Linked DNA regions of Homo sapiens: region 2 is linked to region 1. The links are chromatin loops, found by intact Hi-C in ENCODE. Cell type or tissue: A673. All regions are shown on one strand. Each heading gives the region's core, and the rest is flanking DNA. Links, peaks and the distances in the headings are about the cores only. Region 1 holds the start of LOC100129603 (a long non-coding RNA gene). Region 2 has its middle 39 kb from the start of GNA12.

Region 1 (8,736 bases), core at 3,588-6,087:
AATAGGTAACCTATTCACACTCTGTGAATGTGGTAACTCTATATGCCTCAGATATCTGAGTTACGTGTCTTTTAATTAGCCAAATTAAACTCAACTTAGTTTTACTAAGAAGAAAAAGGCATGGTGAGGCACACGTTGCAATCTCTAATAATAAAAAATAATAAAATTTGCAGGATGACGAATGTGGCCCACACACATATTATTTTTTTTTCCGGAAATTGTCTGCAAACAAATTTAAAATATAAAATGTTTTAACAAGAAAAGAAGGGAAGCAGCAAATTGCAACAGCCCAGCAGTTGTTTAAGGAAAGTTCCAGAAAGTGGTGGTGGTAGGGGGGTATGGGGACAGGGTGGGTGGGGAAGCCAGTCCTTTCCTGCCTAAGCTGGGAAGCCCTGTGTCTATCCACCGCTTCTCCCCCCGCTGGCTACCGGATACCTGCTCACAGGTGTTTATAAGCTCAGTGGCTCTCCTGTCCCAGCTGTCACAGTCCCATTGGCTGGGCAGCCAGAGGCAACAGGTTTGGGTTCTGAGCCAGGAAGTTAAGAAGCCAGGCAGCACAACCCTACCACCCAGATGTCAGAGGCATTTGAACCAGAGCAACTCTATCTTGAAGAGGAGCTGGGTAAAATGAGGCTGAGACCTACTAGGTGCATTCCCAGATGGTTAAGGCATTCCAAGTCACAGGATGAGATAGGAGGTCAGCACTAGATACAGGTCCTAAACACCTTGCTGATAAAACAGGTTGCAGTGAAGAATCTGGCAAAACCCCACAAAAACCAAGATGGACACCAGAGTGACCTCTGGTCATCCTCACGGCTACGCTCCCACCAGCATCATGACAGTTTACAAATGCCATGGCAACGTCAGGAAGTTCCCTATATGGTCTAAAAGGGAGAGGCATGAATAATCCACCCCTCCTTTAGCATATCATCAAGAAATAACCACAAAAATGGGCAACCAGCAGCCCTTGGGGCTGCTGTGTCTGTGGAGTAGCCCTTCTTTTATTCCTTTCCTTTCCTAATAAACTTGATTTCTCTTTACTCTATGGACTCGCCCTGAATTCTTTCTTGCATAAGATCCAAGAACCCTCTCTTGGGGTCCAGATCGGGTCCTGTAACACAGGCTCACCTGCTCCTGTTTAAGGGATACCCACTAGGGTATCCAGCTCCAAATCTGGGCTGGACCCTTCCCCTCTGTGATCCTGGCTTCCTATTCCCAAGGGAAGAACCGTCCAGAAAGGCCCTGACCCAGAGCCCCCTAAACCCTTGAAGGAGGCTCCCTGATCCCTCCAACATCATGCTGTAGTTTTCGCCGTACAAACGACCCCATCGACTTCCTTTTTCTCCAGGGAGAGATCAGGGACCTCTCCATGATGAGTTAAACATCAAATCCTCTATAAAAGCTGCTCTGGATTCTGCCTAGGTTCTCAGCATCTGGCAAAAACATTTGCGGACCAAGGTCTGTGAGCACATCTCGCTGGTTTTTGTTTTTTTTTTTTTTTTTTTTTTTTTTGAGAGCTCTCGTGATTTCTAAATTACATCACGGGGCAGAGCGGAATGGAGGGATTTAAAACGCCCATCCTTTTAAAAAACATGAACCGTTTCAAGTACAGAGTTTGACAGAGGGTAGACGGTACGAACTTGCTCCCACAGGCCTAGTTACTTGCCTCGTGCAAGGCCCCTCTCTCCCCTTCCCACTTGGAATCATCCTTGGAATCATCTTTGTCTAGGAAGAGGATTTCACTCCGGGTCTTTGAGAACACCTCTCAGGCCTGACCCTGGCCTTGGGAAGAAGACTCCCAGCCTGAGGGTCTTGTTGAGAGTTTTAATGTCCCCTTTAGGGACATCTTTGCTTTTCTTTCTTTCAGAAGAGGAATCAATTCTGGACCAGAGGATGTCTCCCTGCCTTTGCCCTGCCTGCCTCCCCCCACATCCTTCTCTGGCAAGGGGAATGAGGCTGAGAATGACCTCCATCCGCAGGACGAGGTAGGCACTGATTTAATGAAGGACTTCACTCTCAGTCGGGCTCAGCCGCAGGGATGGCAGATGGGGCCAGGCAGGAGGCTGTGGTGGGGTCTGTGCTGGGGAGATGGGAGCAGGAGCATCTGCAGAGTGGAGGCAGGAGGGTCGGAGAGCTCGGGGCCCAGACAGTCCCCAAGCGACTCTTGGGAGGCTGGCTTTGATGCCGTCCCAGAATATGGTTCAGAGTCAAAGCAAAGGGATGAATTTGTTAGCTGGAACACGGCCCTGAATTCTCCCCAGGAAATTCACTGAAACAGAGATTTAACCCGCGAGAGTTCCAGCCGAGCGATGAATCACCCGACTTCCCTCCTGTCTTTCATAGCCCACGTTTCACTTTCCTACCTTGGATTAGATAAATTAATGCAGAACATCCGGAAACTCCCGGGGCGCTTTGAAGTTTTCAAAGGGCCTCTGCCTACATTGTCTCCTGTGATCCCCCTGGTGGCCCCCACAGGTGAATGGACGAGGAGGTTGGGGTGTGGTCCTCGTACACATGGAGACACAGCAGAACACTAAAGGTGAATGGCTTTCCCCAGGTCCCAGCCTGAGGATCAGAGCCCAGGTCACCTGCCTCATTGCTTAGTGGTTCTGGAGTTCAGGCAACTTCATACCGTGGCGCAGGGAGAAGCATGAACCCAAAGGTTGGAGCCACGTCTTAGACAAATCAGTTCTTCTCCCTGGGCTGCATCTCCTCTTCCTCTTTTTGTTTTTTTTGAGACAGGGTGTCACTGTGTTGCCCAGGCTCACTGGGCAGTGGCACAGACTTGGCTCACTGCAACCTCCGTCTCTCAGGCTCAAGTGATCCTCCCATCTCACCCTCCAGAGTAGCTAGGACTACAGGTGCATGCTACCACGCATGGCTAATTTTTGTACTTTTTGTAGAGACAGGGTCTCACTGTGTTGCCCAGGCTCCTCTGGAACTCCTGGGCTCAATCAGTCCTCCCACCTCAGCTTCCTGAGTAGCTGGGACTACAGGCTCACACCACTACACTTCTCCAATTTTTAAATTTTTTTTATAGAGTCGGTGTCTCGCTGTGTTGCCCAAGCTGGTCTAAAACTCCTGTCCTCAAGCAATCCTGCTGCCTCAGCCTCTCAAAGTGCTGAGATTACAAGCGTGAGCCACCGCACCCAGCCTCTCCTCCTTTTTAGTTGCTGGGCTGGGCTCTCTAGAACTGTGCTGTCTAACGTGGTAGCAACTAACTCCATGTGACTTTTTAAAGTTAAACTAATTTAAGCTAAATAAAAATTAAAAACTAGTTCCTCAGTCCGACTAGCCCCATCCAAAGTGCTCAGTAACTGCGTGTGACTAATGGCTCCTATACTGGATGGCACAGAAATAACATTTCCGTCATCACAGAAAGTTCTTCTGTCCAGCAACAGGACAGGGCTGGTCAAACTGCCACCTCAGGGCAAATGCGGTCTGCTGCCTGTTTTTGTAAATAAAGTTTTGTCGGAACAGGGACACACCCATTTCTTCATATATTGTCTTTGGCCCCTGTCGTGCAACCAGCATGAGTAGTTGTGACCGAGATGATATGGCCCAAAAGACCTAAAATATTCACGGTCCAGTCCTTTACAGAAAGCATGCCGACTTCTGCCCTGGAAGATGGAAAATCTGCGGATTTCCACCCAGACCGCTCAGTGTCATTCAGAGGCCCAGAATCATCCCACACTGCAGACATCCCGCCTCTCCTTGTCCCAGTTATTGGGATTCATGGAACACATCTGCCTGTGTGTGTGTTTCTAGAAAGGAAATGTAGTGCTTTATTTTTTTAATTTTTGAGACAGGGTCTCACTTTTTCCCCTGGCTGGAGTGCAGTGGTATGATCAGGGCTCACTGCAGCCTCGACCTCCTAGACTTCCATAGTCAAATGATCTTCTTGCCTCAGCCCCACCAGTAGCTGAGACTACAGGCACGAGCCGTCACACCTGGTTAATTTTTTTTAAATTATTTTTAGTACAGGCAGGGTCTCACTGTGTTGCCCAGGCTGGTCTGGAACTCCTGGGCTCAGGTGATCCTCTGGTCTTGACCTCCCAAACTGCTGGGATTACAAGCATGAGCCACCACGCGCAGCCCTAATAATTTTCAATTCAGGGCCAATCTCATTTCATCTGTTCCTCTACCCACTTTAGATGAGCCCTGGAATCTTTTGAAGCAGATTTCAGTCATTCTGTCACTTAACATGTAAATATTTCAGTAGGCATCTCTCAAAAACATAAATACGATACCAGTATCACTTAACATGTAAATATTTCAGTAGGCATCTCTCAAAAACATAAATACGATACCAGTATCACAGCTAAAGATATTCACAATAATTCCTTAATCAAATGTGCAGTGTTCAAAGTTCCCTAATTTGTCTCATAGATATTTTTTCTTGTATTATTCTAACATCTGCCTGGGGATCTAAATCAGATCCGTATGTTGCGATGGGCTGTTGGGTCTCTGCCTTCTTTAACCTATTACCCTTTCCCTCTTTTCCTTACAATTCACTTAATGAAAAAATTGGATTATTTGTCCTATAGAGCTAGCCACAGCTTGCACAATCTTGAATTATTATTATTATTATTATTATTATTATTATTATTATTATTGAGACAGGGTCTTGCCCTGTGCCCCAGGCTGGAGTGCAGTAGCACAATCACGGCTCAGTGCAGCCTCAACCTCCTGGGCTCAAGTTATCCTCCCACCTCAGCCTCCAGAATAGTTGGGACTGCAGGCATATGCCAACACACCTGGATAATTTTTATATTTTTTGTACAGACGGAATTTTGCCATGTTGCCCAGGCTGGTCTCCAACTCCTGGCCTCAAGCGATCCACCCACCTCGGCTTCCCAAAGAGCTGGGATTACAGGCCACAGTCTGGATTTTGATGATGACATCTCCATGGTGTCATTTGACAGGTTCTTCTGTCCTCTTCATTTTCTATAGATCAGTAGTTGGATCTAGGGTTGATCACATTCAGTTTTGGGGATTTGACAAGAATATTTCATGGTGTAGTGTCCTGTCCTTCCACTGGGGGGCACAGAGTGCTTGGTTTGTGTCTTTTTTAGAGGTTGTTCACGGTTTGTAATGGTGATTGCTTAGATCCATTAGTTCATTATGAGATGTAAAATGCTGATATTCAAAGTCTACATTCCTCTTCCTTAATTAGCTAGAATACTTCTATAACAAGGACCTTCCCCTTATCAACCACTTGGTCACGCTGATGTATCGTTGCCATAAGAAAGGTCGATAAATGCTTAAATTTTTTCCCTTTTACTGACCAGTTTTCAAAATAATGAGGGGATATCCTGCTGACCTCCAAAGGTGACCAATGAGAGCTTTTTTCTTCTTTTTTTACGAATCATGAATTCACCAACTTTAACCCATTCACTTTGTTTCAAACCATTCAACTAGTTAACCTCAAGGATGCCATGGTATGGAAGAGAATCTGTTGAGTCAACTCTTCCTACATCACTGACCAGCCAACTTCTGACCACAAAAGCTGTCAGGCTGGCTGGGGCCAGAGTCCCCTCACCTTGTCACAGGCCATAGGAGAGTCTCCTCCTACACCCCACCCTGGTCAACCCAAGACTTGCTCGTGTGCAGATGCGTGCTTCAGAGACAGAGCAGCAGGACGCTCTAGAACCGAGCCAGGGGGTGGGAGGGGCCAGCACCTCTCTTGCTCAAGAGTGAGACACCAGGCAGGATGCAGGGGCTCATATCTGTAATCCCAGCCCTTTAGGAGGCTGAGGCAGGAGGATCACTTGAGGCCAGGAGTTTGAGGCTGCAATGAGCCACGATCGCACCACTGCACTCCAGCCTGGGCAACACAGGCAAGACCTCATCTCTATAAAAAATGTAAAAAGTCAGCAGGGCATGGTGGTGTGCCCCTATAGTCCCAGCTACTTGGGAGGCTGAGGTGGGAGAATCACTTGAGCCCAGGAAGTTGATGCTGCAGAGAGCTACGATTGATTGCACCACTGCACTCCAGCCTGGGAAACAGAGTGAGACCCTGTCTCTAAAAAAAAAAAGGAGACAATGAGACACTTGCATTCAATTTTTCATGGTGGGGACGTCTCCTGTTGGGCTATGGTTAATGCAATCACTGATCCTAAGCCTTAAAATGCACACACACAAACATACACATCACACACATACACACACAAATGTGCACACAACTGCTGTTCATGAGGAAAAATAATTTCCAAGCTTCTGTTCCCACCTGCTCCACACACAGATGCTCTCGTATCTCATAATTGGCCAACTTAACTAGTTTGATAAGGAAATAGATTTTGCTTTAGAAGACACAGCTACATCTACCTCTGTGTAAGTTTCCTTTTTACTCCACCCACCTCAGAACTCAGGCTGTTCCCAAGCAGTGAACTAACAGGAGAATGTCTAGTTTAAGGGGGATTTTTAATTCCATTTCCAAACCCTGCAGGTATTCACCAGTATGCTGTTTATTTTACTTGCTTAGTCCCTGCTCAGGACAGGATATTGGAGGTGAATTATTTATATTCCAAGAAACCAAAAGAAAGAGAGAGGAAAAAAACCAAGAGCAAGGAAACAGTAATTTCTGTATGGCTGTTTTTCAGGTTTCTACCGATCTTACTAAAAATATTTTATTCTTACTCCATTTTTGTACAGAAAATTTCATGTGTGTACTGCCACTGAAAAGCAACATTACTGATTTATTTAAAATATTTATACTGAATTACAGCATTAAGATAGACACATGCATTAGCAGGAGTGATTCAGAACAATGTGCCCACGAAGTTTATTTTTGAATCAAAGTTGAGAAGGCTGTGTGTCTACAAACATCAAATGACTCATTTTTCGCTAATTACTGACACCTGCAGCCGATTCGCTCTCTGCTAAAACTCAGCATTTCAGTTAATTTCTGCCCTAATTAGCGTGGTAACAAATGCATCTCCTACTTGATATAGAAATGCAGAAGGGTGCACAATGACTCTGGGGGCTTCCAACTTTCTTCCTAAAATTCTAGCAGAGGAATCTAGAAATGCCAATGGTTGGGCTTCACGGCCTGACCCAGGTGTTCAGAGGTTCCTCCACCAAAGGGCAGGGCTGCTTAGAAGCCAGGCAATCTCTTAAGATGGGGTAGTGGAGCATGCAGGGGCTGGGGGTCAGACAATCCTGGGTTCGCATTTCTGACCTGCCGTTCACGTGCTGTGCAACCTTGGGCAAATCGCTTAGCCCCTCTGAGCCATAAGATGGAGAGAAATGATCGGTCCCATATCACTGGCATGTTGTCCAGGCAAAGTGCTGGGAACATGGGAGGTGGTCCATCCTCACTATTCCCATGGTTACGACTCAAGATCAGACCCACTTTCCTTCCTTCCCTCCCTTCCCTCTTTCCCTCTTTCCTTCCTTCCTCCCTCTCTCTCTCTCTCTCTCTCTTTCTTATCCTTCTTTCTTTCGATGGAGTCTCGCTCTATCACCCAGGCTAGAGTGCAGTGGCGCGATCTTGGCTCACTGCAGCCTCCACCTCCCGGATTCAAGCAATTCTCCTGCCTCAGCCTCCCGAGTAGCTGGGACTACAGGCACATGCCACCACACCCAGCTAATTTTTGTATTTTTTATTTTTTAGTAGAGATGGGGTTTCGCCATGTTGGCCAGGCTGGTCTTGAACTGGTAAGCTCAAGCTACCTGCCTGCCTCGGCCTCCCAAAGTGCTGGGATTACAGGCATGAGCCACTATGTCCAGCCCAGACCCCTTTTCTCAACCCCCAAAACCACTCATGTCAAAGTGACTCCCCCTTTGAGTTCCCCAGCCTTAGCTCCTGACAATTTCCCCTGCCACTGTGTGGTCCTGTCTGGCTCCTGCCTCCAGCCAGCCCAACATGTGGTCTTTCTCTTAAGTGGGCCTTTTTCTTTCCCAAGCCCAACCCTCTGTATGGAGAACACCAAAATAATAATAATAATAATAATAATAATAATAATAATAATAATGATAATAAAAAGGAAGGAGGGAAGGAGAAAAAAGATAAAAGATTTGATAGCCACCATGTGTCTGGCACCCAGCGTGTAATGAAAATGATAATGTTTTCTCTGTTGCAAGCTGCTTCGCAAAGCTCCTTATGGCCACTGATTCATTAAATCTTCATGACTCCCGCGAGATACGTACTCTCATTTCCCCATTTTATGGATGAGAAAACCGAGACTTTAGAGAAAAATAGTTCAAGAAGATATAAACAGACAGTTCACAGAAGGGGGCATCAAAATTGCCTATCGGGCTTAGAAACAGTTGCTCAACCTCACATTCAAGGTGCAAATAAAATTAATTATGGGATACTATTTTTCATCTCTTAGTCTAGAAAATGAACAGTAACTTCCAATGCCTCAACAATACACGAAGCTGGGTACTCAAATTCCTTGTTCATGAGTGTGAATTGCTTTCAACTTTACACAAATTAACCATACAATGTCTATTAAAATTTAAAATGCATGCTCTTTAGCAAGAAACCTCACTTTTGGGAATCTGTCCTACACTAGTAAAACCAACGACACATGAAAAACATAGAGGAGGATGTTTATTGCAGCACTGTTTGGGACAAGGAAAACGAATGATTTTTTTTTTTTTTTTTTTTTTTTTTTTTTTTTTGTGTGAGACAGAGTCTTGCTCTGTCACCCAGGCTGGAGTGCAGTGGCAAGATCTCAGCTCACTGCAACCTCTGCCTCCTAGATTCAAGAGATTCTCCTACCTCAACCT
Region 2 (8,736 bases), core at 4,089-6,588, 270 kb after region 1:
CTGGGTGACAGAGTGAGACTCTGTCTCAAAAAAAAAAAAAAAAGAAGAATGAGTTGGGACGGAGGTGAACACGACACCCACAAACCTACAGCAGGGACCAGCTCGGGGTCCGAATGTCGGGAAAAATCTCAGTGCGGCTTATTGATCTGGGTGGCAAAGCATCAAATATCTCGGTTAATCTGGCACCGCTCCGTTCATATTCTATTGTTGTTATCAGCCTCCAGGATTTACGGGTGTTGTCGACTTGAATTACCATCAACGGCTATATTTTTCGAGGGATTTTCTTTTCTTTTTCCTTCTTCCTTTTTTTTCCTCTGTGTGAGTGTGTGTCCGTCGGTTTCAGCCAATGAATTTCTGCTGGGAAGACTTCTAGCACCCCCTAGCTGTGGGAAGGACTCCACTGCGCTCTGTGTGTGCACGTGTGTGTTTGGCTCCGTGTGTGTGTGTGTGTGTGTGTGTGTGTGTGTATGTGGAGAGGTGTACACACATGTGTGCACACACATGTCTGTGCACGGTGGGGTGGGGGGGTGTCAGGTCCATGGTGGGGCACACGTGGGTACCGGACCCTCACTGTGGTCCCACGCACATGCACAGAGACCCCACCCCGACTGTCCTCTCCACCCTGGCCCCCCTGGTGGCCTTGTTCCCTGCAGGCTATGACTGCCAGATGTCCCCCAGCTGCACCCCACCCTCTTCACATCCCCCCAGACAGGCCCAAAGCCAGATGGGCAAACCCAGGCCCCTGGCAGACCCTCCCTCTCAGGCCCACTACCCCACTTTTCAGCCAGCGCAACAAGGAGGGGTGACCAGGACCCCCTTCCCCTCACCCAGAGTTCTGCCATCCTTGGTGACATAAGTCTCCCAGGATTAAGCCTTTCCCTGCTCTGCAGAGAAGGTGCCTCCCAGCTCCAGTCACCTCACAGGCCACAGCTTCGTGCCCCAGCCTGCTGGAGCAGGAAGGTATTGATTTCCTTTCTGCAAAAGAACATGGAGTCAAGGGGCAGGCCCCTTGCACATTCTTCCCTCCCGCCCCATGTGACCCGGAGCCCCTGAGACCTGGCACCACCCAGCAGGTCCCCAGGCCCTAAAAGCCATTCCAATAAATCCACGTGTCTTTATCCCTGAGCCAGGGCAGCCTTTGTGGAGAAGAAATGTATCTCCAGGGCACCCCCACCCACGGTCACTGAATTCCCCCGTGAGAGGGACTCCGGAGGGAGGATCCCAGGGTCTGAGCCCAGCTCCACCACTCACAACCATGTGCACGTGAGCAAGTGGCTCAGTCCCCTGGGCCGCAGGGTTTCCAACTATAAAATGGGCACAGATCTATGAAATTGAAAAACAATACTGCATATATTATTTATGGTTATGTACATATGCAATAACAGTATAAATTCCTGCAATGGAAAAATGGATAATCAACTGAGAAGGTGGCTCTTCTTCAGGAGACAGAGAAGGGGAGAGGGCTGGGTTGGAGCAAGTTGGGAGTGGGGCTTCAGTAACATCTATCATGGTCTGTTTCTTCACAAGATACCAAGAAAATACCTGCATATTGGGACCAGATAGGGCTAGAAGGCAGGTACCTGGCAGGTTCATTCTGCTACTCTGCAGTGTTCTGTATGTTTGAATTATTTTAAAAGAAGAAGATACAGCCAGGCACGGTGGCTCACGCCTGTAATCCCAGCACTTTGGGAGGCCAAGGCAGGTGGATCACCTGAGGTCAGGAGTTCCAGACCAGCCTGGGCAACATGGTGAGACCCCATCTCTACTAAAAATACAAAAATTAGGCGTGGTGGTGTGCACCTGTAATTCCAGCCACTCGGGAGGCTGAGGCAGGAGAATCGCTCCAGCCCAGAAGTTGGAGGTTGCAGTGAGCAGAGATTGAACCACTGCACTCCAGCCTGGGTGACAGAGTGAGACTCTGTCTCCAAAAAAAAGATACAAAGGTAAAATAAAGTGAGGATATCAAGCCCCCCTTCAGGACTGCAGGGAAGCTACTTGCAGGGCATTGAGCCCAGTGCCTGGTGCTTAGCCAGACCTTGTTCCATCCCATCCCCTGCCACCTGCTACCAGCACCCTACCTCATGGCACCTGCCCAGCCCTGACCCCCAGCCACAGTCCCCATCAAAACTCAGCTATCCTCCATTCCTTCCCCAAACCTCAGGAGAGCAACTTGATCAATTAATCCTCATAAGCAGGTTTGCTTGCACTTCAGGTTTGCACTTTTTTTTTTTTTTGAGATAGGGTCTCACTGTGTTGCCCAGGCTGCTCATGAACTCCTGGGCTCAAGCGATCCTTCTGCCTTGACCTCCCAAAGTGCTGGGATTACAAACCTTTTACGATAATATTATACAAATATAAAGTATGTATATCTGGCCAGGCACGGTAGCTCATGCCTGTAATCCCAGCACTTTGGGAGGCTGAGGCAGGCGGATCACGAGGTCAGGAAATTGAGACCATCCTGGTGAACACGGTGAAACCCTGCCTCTACTAAAAATACAAAAAAATTAGCCAGGCGTGGTGGCGGGCGCCTGTAGTCCCAGCTACTCGGGAGGCTGAGGCAGGAGAATGGCCTGAACCCCGGGGGGCGGAGCTTGCAGTGAGTGGACATCACGCCACTGCACTCCAGCCTGGGCAACAAAGCGAGACTCCGTCTCAAAAAAAAAAAAAAGTATGTATATCCATATATGCATCTATGTCATATATACATATTTATATCATAAATATTATAATAATATAAGATAGGGCTGGGCGCAGTGGCTCACACCCATAATCCCAGCACTTTGGGAGGCCGAGGTGGGAGGATCGCTTGAGCCCAGGAGTTCCAGACCAGCCTGTGAAACCCCATCTCTACAAAAATACAAAAAGATCAGTGAGGCATGTGGTGCATGCCTGTAGTCTCAGCTACTCAGGAGGCCGATGTGGGAGGATCGCTTGAGCCCAGGAGCAGGAGGCTGCTGTGAGTTATAATTGCACCAGTACACTCCAGCCTGGACCGTGGGGAGAGACCCTGTCTCTGGGGGGTAAAAAAAAAAGAGTATAAAATGTATTGGAGACATATTTATTTTTGTGTTATCGTCTATGTTTGGCAAGCACTGCTGGCTGCCCATAAATTATGGCTATAAAATTTCCTTTTATAATCCGTTTGTTTAAGGCGGGGTCAGGAATGGCACATTGGTGCCAGTTGGAACCCTTTGCATGCAGTCAGGGGTCCAGGTGGGCTGAGCCCGGCCTGTGCCTGCTCACTGGCCACACGCCCTGGTGCTGGGCCGGGCCACCCAGAGGATGGGGCATCTTTTTCTATGCACAAAGGCACCGCCTGCTCACTAAAATTCCTAAGGGTAGAATTTGACACCCAGCCTCCTTTCTGAGGACCCAGGAGCAAACTGCGTCTTCCACATCCTCCTCCTTCCAACTTCCCGACTCCCTTGCTGTGTGACCTCAACCGAGTGCCTGTCCTTTTCTGGGCCTGAGTAGTCTCTCCACCTGAAAATCGAAAGGTAGGAGCTAAAGATGTCTCCTGGGTTCCAAAGGCGCCCCCAGCACAGTCAGTGTGGAAGTCTCTCTTTCCCCCAGTCTCTCTCCTACACACACACACCCTGTGTCTAAACCGATGGCTTCACTTGACAGCTCCACCAGCAGAAAATAATTTCCACCAGCAGCCAATGGATTTATGCCTCACTCATCAGCCGCAGCCTGATCAACCTGTCCTAAGTCACTGAGGGAGGCAGCTGCCTTCCATCCCCCGCCACAGGCCCTGCCACGGTGCACACTGGCAGGGCTGGGAGCAGGACTGGCCCGAAAGCCCTGAGAGCCGTGGCCCCACACGTGGATTCTGGGGCTCATGGGTGCGTGTGGGTGGCACAATGGGGAGAGCACAGGGTAGGGAGGCATCCACAGGTCCTCAGGAGCCAGGACAACTCCCCACTTTACTAACGGGGGACCTGTGGCCTGCAAAGGAGACCAGGCATTCAGGGCCACAGAGGAAGCCACTACAGGGTCCAGATGCATGTCCAGGGGCCCTGCTGGGGCCACCACAGTGAGGAAGGCAGAGAACAAGCCCTAGATGTTGTTCCCAGGCTCCCAGGCAAGTCGGGGGAGGCCTGCAGCCCCCACCTGCCTGCCTCCTGAGCCCGTCTGTTCAGCCGCAAGGGAGGCCCTGGCCCTCCCAGCCCCTGTACCGGCAGGCGCAACCCTTGCACGGGAACCCTGTTCCCAGGATGCCCTCACGCCTGCCAGCCCCTCTGTGAGGCCCCTCCTCACTGGGCCGTAAGGAGACCACTGTTCTGCCGTGGCCACGGGGGTGGCGTCCTGATGGCCATCACCCCCCACCCCCAGCTGGCCGCCAGCACATTGAACCATGAGCTCGGAGCAGGGTCTGGAAAAGCGCCGCTGCAGAACCGCAGCTCCTGCAAACTTCCTGTCCCCCTTCAGATGCTCTGGGCGGAGGTGTGCTCCTCATCTCCAGTTTGCAGATGTAGAAACTGAGGCTCAGAGGCGGGAAGTGGTTTTCCAAGGCCAGGAAATGTGCAGGTGGGATTGGCAGCCAGGCCAGCCTGCCCCCGAGGTATGGCCCCTCCTCGACCACCCAGAGCAGGTGCACACAGACAGGAGGCAAAGGCCACACGGGTGCCCGTGGAGCCTCACCTGGCACTTGGCAAGGCCTCAAAAGCCCCATGCGATATATGGAAATCGGGTGCAGCGGGTTATCATGTGTCATCTGGGAACCTTGGAGAGGTGAAGGAGCTGGGGGCTCCCAACGAACCCCACAAATCATTACGCTCCCCCTCTCCCCAGGCTTCCCCCTGCAACCTGGCAGAGCTCCCAGTTCTCACAAGGAAGAGACGGGGACTCCCCTTCGCTGAGCCCTCTAGGGGCTTGCACCTAAGCAAGGCAGGAATTGCCAAACGGGGGCCGCACCCTGCCCAGAGCCCGCACTGGCAGGACCTCGAAACTTTGGGCTGGAGAAGCTCCCCGGGCGCCCATCTTTTTCTCCTGTAGGACTTGGCTGCAAGCTCCTCTTGCAGAAGGAGCCCCCATCCTGGGGCTGAGCCCACCTCTGCCCGGGCACACCCTTGTCCCCCACCTTGGGTTGGGATATAAATTAAAATTCAATTTCATTAAAGGCAGTGAGCAATCAGTCCCTGGCTGGGGCTAACAATGCCAGGCAGGGGGCCTTCGCTTCCTCTGGGCTGTAATTCACTCAGCCTCCCCCGCTCTTGTTCGCAAACTGCTAGAGCTGCACTTTCCCCCCAAATTTATGGCACTGGCAGCGTCTGGGGCCTGAGTTACAGCTGCAGGTTTGATCGGGGACTGCATTATTCTGCATCTAATCCTCACGCCTTGACAGCAAGGGCCGGTTGTTCTCCCAAGCCGGGCATTGTCCTCTGGTTGGCCAGGCTGGGGTGCAGAGGCCGGGTTCTGGGCCCATGCCCTGAGCCACCCACACCCAGGCGGGACATGGAAATCAGAGAACTCATCCCACATCTCGCACTCTCCCTCCTTTAATCCTATAAAGGAGGAAGGGCTAGAATCCATCTCACAGATCAGCAAACTGAGGCACGGAGTGGTCATCTCAGGACCCAGTGAGTGACTCTAACACTCTGCACCTAGAAATACTCCCCACAGGACACACCGATGGTGCCCATGGGTACCCCCTGCAGCGTGGCTTAAAATAGCCCAACATCAGAAAAAAAAAAAAAAAAAAAAAAAAAGGGGGCCTGGTGGCTCACGCCTGTAATCCCAACACTTTGGGAGGCCGAGATAGGCGGATCACCTGAGGTTAGAAGTTCGAGACCAGCCCGGCCAATATGGGGAAACCCTGTCCCTACTCAAAATACAAAAATTATCTGGGCGTGGTGGCGAGCCTCAGCTACCTATTTGGGAGGCTGAGGCAGGAGAATCGCTTGAATCTGGAAGGTGGAGTTTGCAATGAGCCAAGATCGCGCCACTGCACTCCAGCCTGGGCAACAGAGTAAAACTCCATCTCAAGAAAAAGAAAAAGAAAAGAAAAAAAGGACAAATGACCACCAATAGGCCACAGAGCAGCTGGATATGGGACCCAGGGAATTCTGGGCTGGTGAAAAACAGCAAAGCAGCCCCCATGGATCCCGACATGTTCAGGAGGCACTGGCGCGAGGAGGCAGCTGAGGGTAACAGTATGGGCGGTCCGCGTGGGAAGCTCAGATGGTAACTGCGCAGGCTGCGTGTGCACAGAAACGCCTGCAAATGTGGCATCCACGCTGTTACCTCTGGGAACCATAGGATTTTTTTTTCAAGATCTATATTTCTCCCCACTGCAGAGCAGCTGGCTGCATCTAGAAGTTTCTGCACCTCCGTCTGGGCATCAGATGTTTACCTCTGGTCTGCGGGTAGGAGGGTGGGCTGTCTGCCCGCCACTCCCAGCTTCATGCAGGATCTGACCTCCCACTGGCTGGGGCAGCCAGCCCGGACTCCCCAATCTCTGACCTCCTCGGCAGCCTTGTGGGAGGGGCTTCGGGGTGGAGAGGAGGGCAAGGCCAGGAGAAGCTGGGACTTGTCCCAAGTGCAGCCCCAAGGCAGCACCTCCCACCCTCTTTCAGAGATGCTTTGGATCCTGAGCTGTTTCTGGCTCCGGCTGGTGGGGCTGGGCCTCCACTGCTGCCCGCAGCCTCTGTGAAATGGGGCTGAACCAAGCATCTGCCCCCCCATAAGCATCAACAGAAGGCGGTTCCCTTCCATTTAGCATTTTTCTTTTTTGCGTGCTGGTATCGATTTTTGCCTCTTTTGTATCCCCGAGGGCTACAAGCAATTTTCAGACACCATCCCTGCCTCATGGGCTCGGAAGAGAAGCAGGATCAACGTGTGTGGGAGAGTCCGAGGGGGACCCAGGGCAGGCTTATGCCAGCCTGGGCAGAGGCCCAGCTGGAGAAACTGAGGGGCGGGGGCCACTTGGGGGAGGACCCTGGCCAGCCTCCTGCCTGGACGCATCTCACAGCCCCTTTCTCTCCATCATCGCCCTGCCCCCAATTCCAGGCCACCATCACCTCCCACTGGATACAGCCAGGGTCTCCTGTCCACTCTGGTTCCCTCTAACCCACTCTCCTCTCTGTTCCCAGAGGGGTCTTTCTATATGCAAATATGGACAGGAAATGTCCAGGGCTCCCTGCTGCCTTCTGGCAGAATCTGCCCTCTGTAGCCCGGTTTCCAACACTCTGCACAGTCTGGTCTCTGCTTCCCGTGCTGGCTTTACCACCTTATCCCTACACACACACACACACGAATGCATGCATGCACACATGTTCACACGTGTACATGTACAAATACACATGTGCTGCACACATGCATATGCCCACATGTATGCACACATTCACACAGAGACACACATACGCACACGCACATGCACGCAAACGTGCACTTGTGCAAATGCACTTGTCATGCACAGATACACACATGCACACTCACAGACACACATAGACATGCACAAGTAGACTTGTGTGCTGCACACAGGCATGCACACATGCACATGGCCACATATGTCCACATGCACACACACATTCACACACATGCACGTGCAAATGCACTCATGCACAGATACACTCATGCACGCACACACATGTTCATATACACATATGTGCTACACACAAGCATGAACACATGCACATACCACATATGCCCATAGGCACACACACATACATATGCACATGCAAATGCACTCAAGTCATGCACAGATACATGCACACTCACAGGCACACATAGACATGTACAATTAGACTTGTGTGCTGCACACAGGCATGCATACATGCACATGGTCACATATGTCCACATGCACATACACATTCACACACATGCGCGTGCACATGCAAATGCACTCCAGTCATGCACAGATACACACACGCACACTCACACATATGTTCATATACACATAAGTGCTGCACACAGGCATGAACACATGCACACACCACATATGCCCATATGCACAGACATACACACATGTGCATGTGCAAATGCACTCGAGTTATGCACAGATACACACATGCACTTTCACACACACGTGCATATACACATATGTGCTGCTCACAGGCATGCACACATGCACATGGTCACATATGTCCACATGCACACACACGTTCACACACACATGCACGTGCAAATGCACTCGAGTCAGGCACAGATACATGCACACTCCCATGACACACATATCCATGGACTACACACCTGTGCTTCACTCTGGCATGCACACAGCCACACATATACATGTGCAAACACACTCAAGTCACACGGATGCACACGTGCGTCCACACACACACACACATTCCAGTGACAATGAGCACTCTGCTACCCTGCTTCCCTGCCTCTGATGGGCCACCCCTCTCCCATGTCAGGCCAGTTCCTACTCCTTTCAAACTCAGCCATGGTAGCGTTTGCCCGTGCACATCTAACTAGGGGCCCCGCTCCCGGAAACACAGGCAGCTTACACTTCCTGCCCCTTTGAAGAGGCCAGCTGCAGCCTGTGTTGCTTCCCAGATCAAGGTGGAATTGGCCACGAGGGACCCTCTAGTGCTGGCTCCTCTTTCACAGACCGGTCCACATCAAGAGGGGGCACTAAAAAGCAATGGACCGGCCGGGTGCGGTGACTCATGCTTGTAATCCCAGCACTTCCGGAGGCCGAGGCGGGCAGATCACCTGAGGTCAGGAGTTCGAGACCAGCCTGGCCAACATGGTAAAACCCCATCTCTACTAAAAGTACAAAAATTAGCC

The links. A loop is a pair of places that touch in the nucleus more often than their neighbours do. Peaks named below come from ENCODE experiments on the same cell type or tissue, not always from the same donor. Only the 100,000 strongest peaks of a DNase experiment are listed, where the experiment ranks them.
Region 2: it touches region 1 in a loop (4-fold over the local background); 56 of 110 quality-filtered maps call a loop at or near these places.

Annotation. Positions count from the first base shown.
Region 1 is chr7:3,151,387-3,160,122 of GRCh38, reverse strand. It overlaps LOC100129603 (a long non-coding RNA gene), which reads left to right and starts at 1,550. Exons shown (of 4, transcript NR_126024.1): 1 at 1,550-1,632; 2 at 1,868-1,985. In A673, for the core only: a CTCF peak has its summit at 5,037 (motif pointing right); a DNase peak (open chromatin) is centred at 5,052.
Region 2 is chr7:2,878,814-2,887,549 of GRCh38, reverse strand. No RefSeq gene overlaps it. Among named protein-coding and RNA genes, the nearest start is that of GNA12, 39 kb to the right of the region's middle. RefSeq lists a silencer at 279-338. In A673, for the core only: no CTCF peak of the experiment used is centred there; a DNase peak (open chromatin) is centred at 5,219.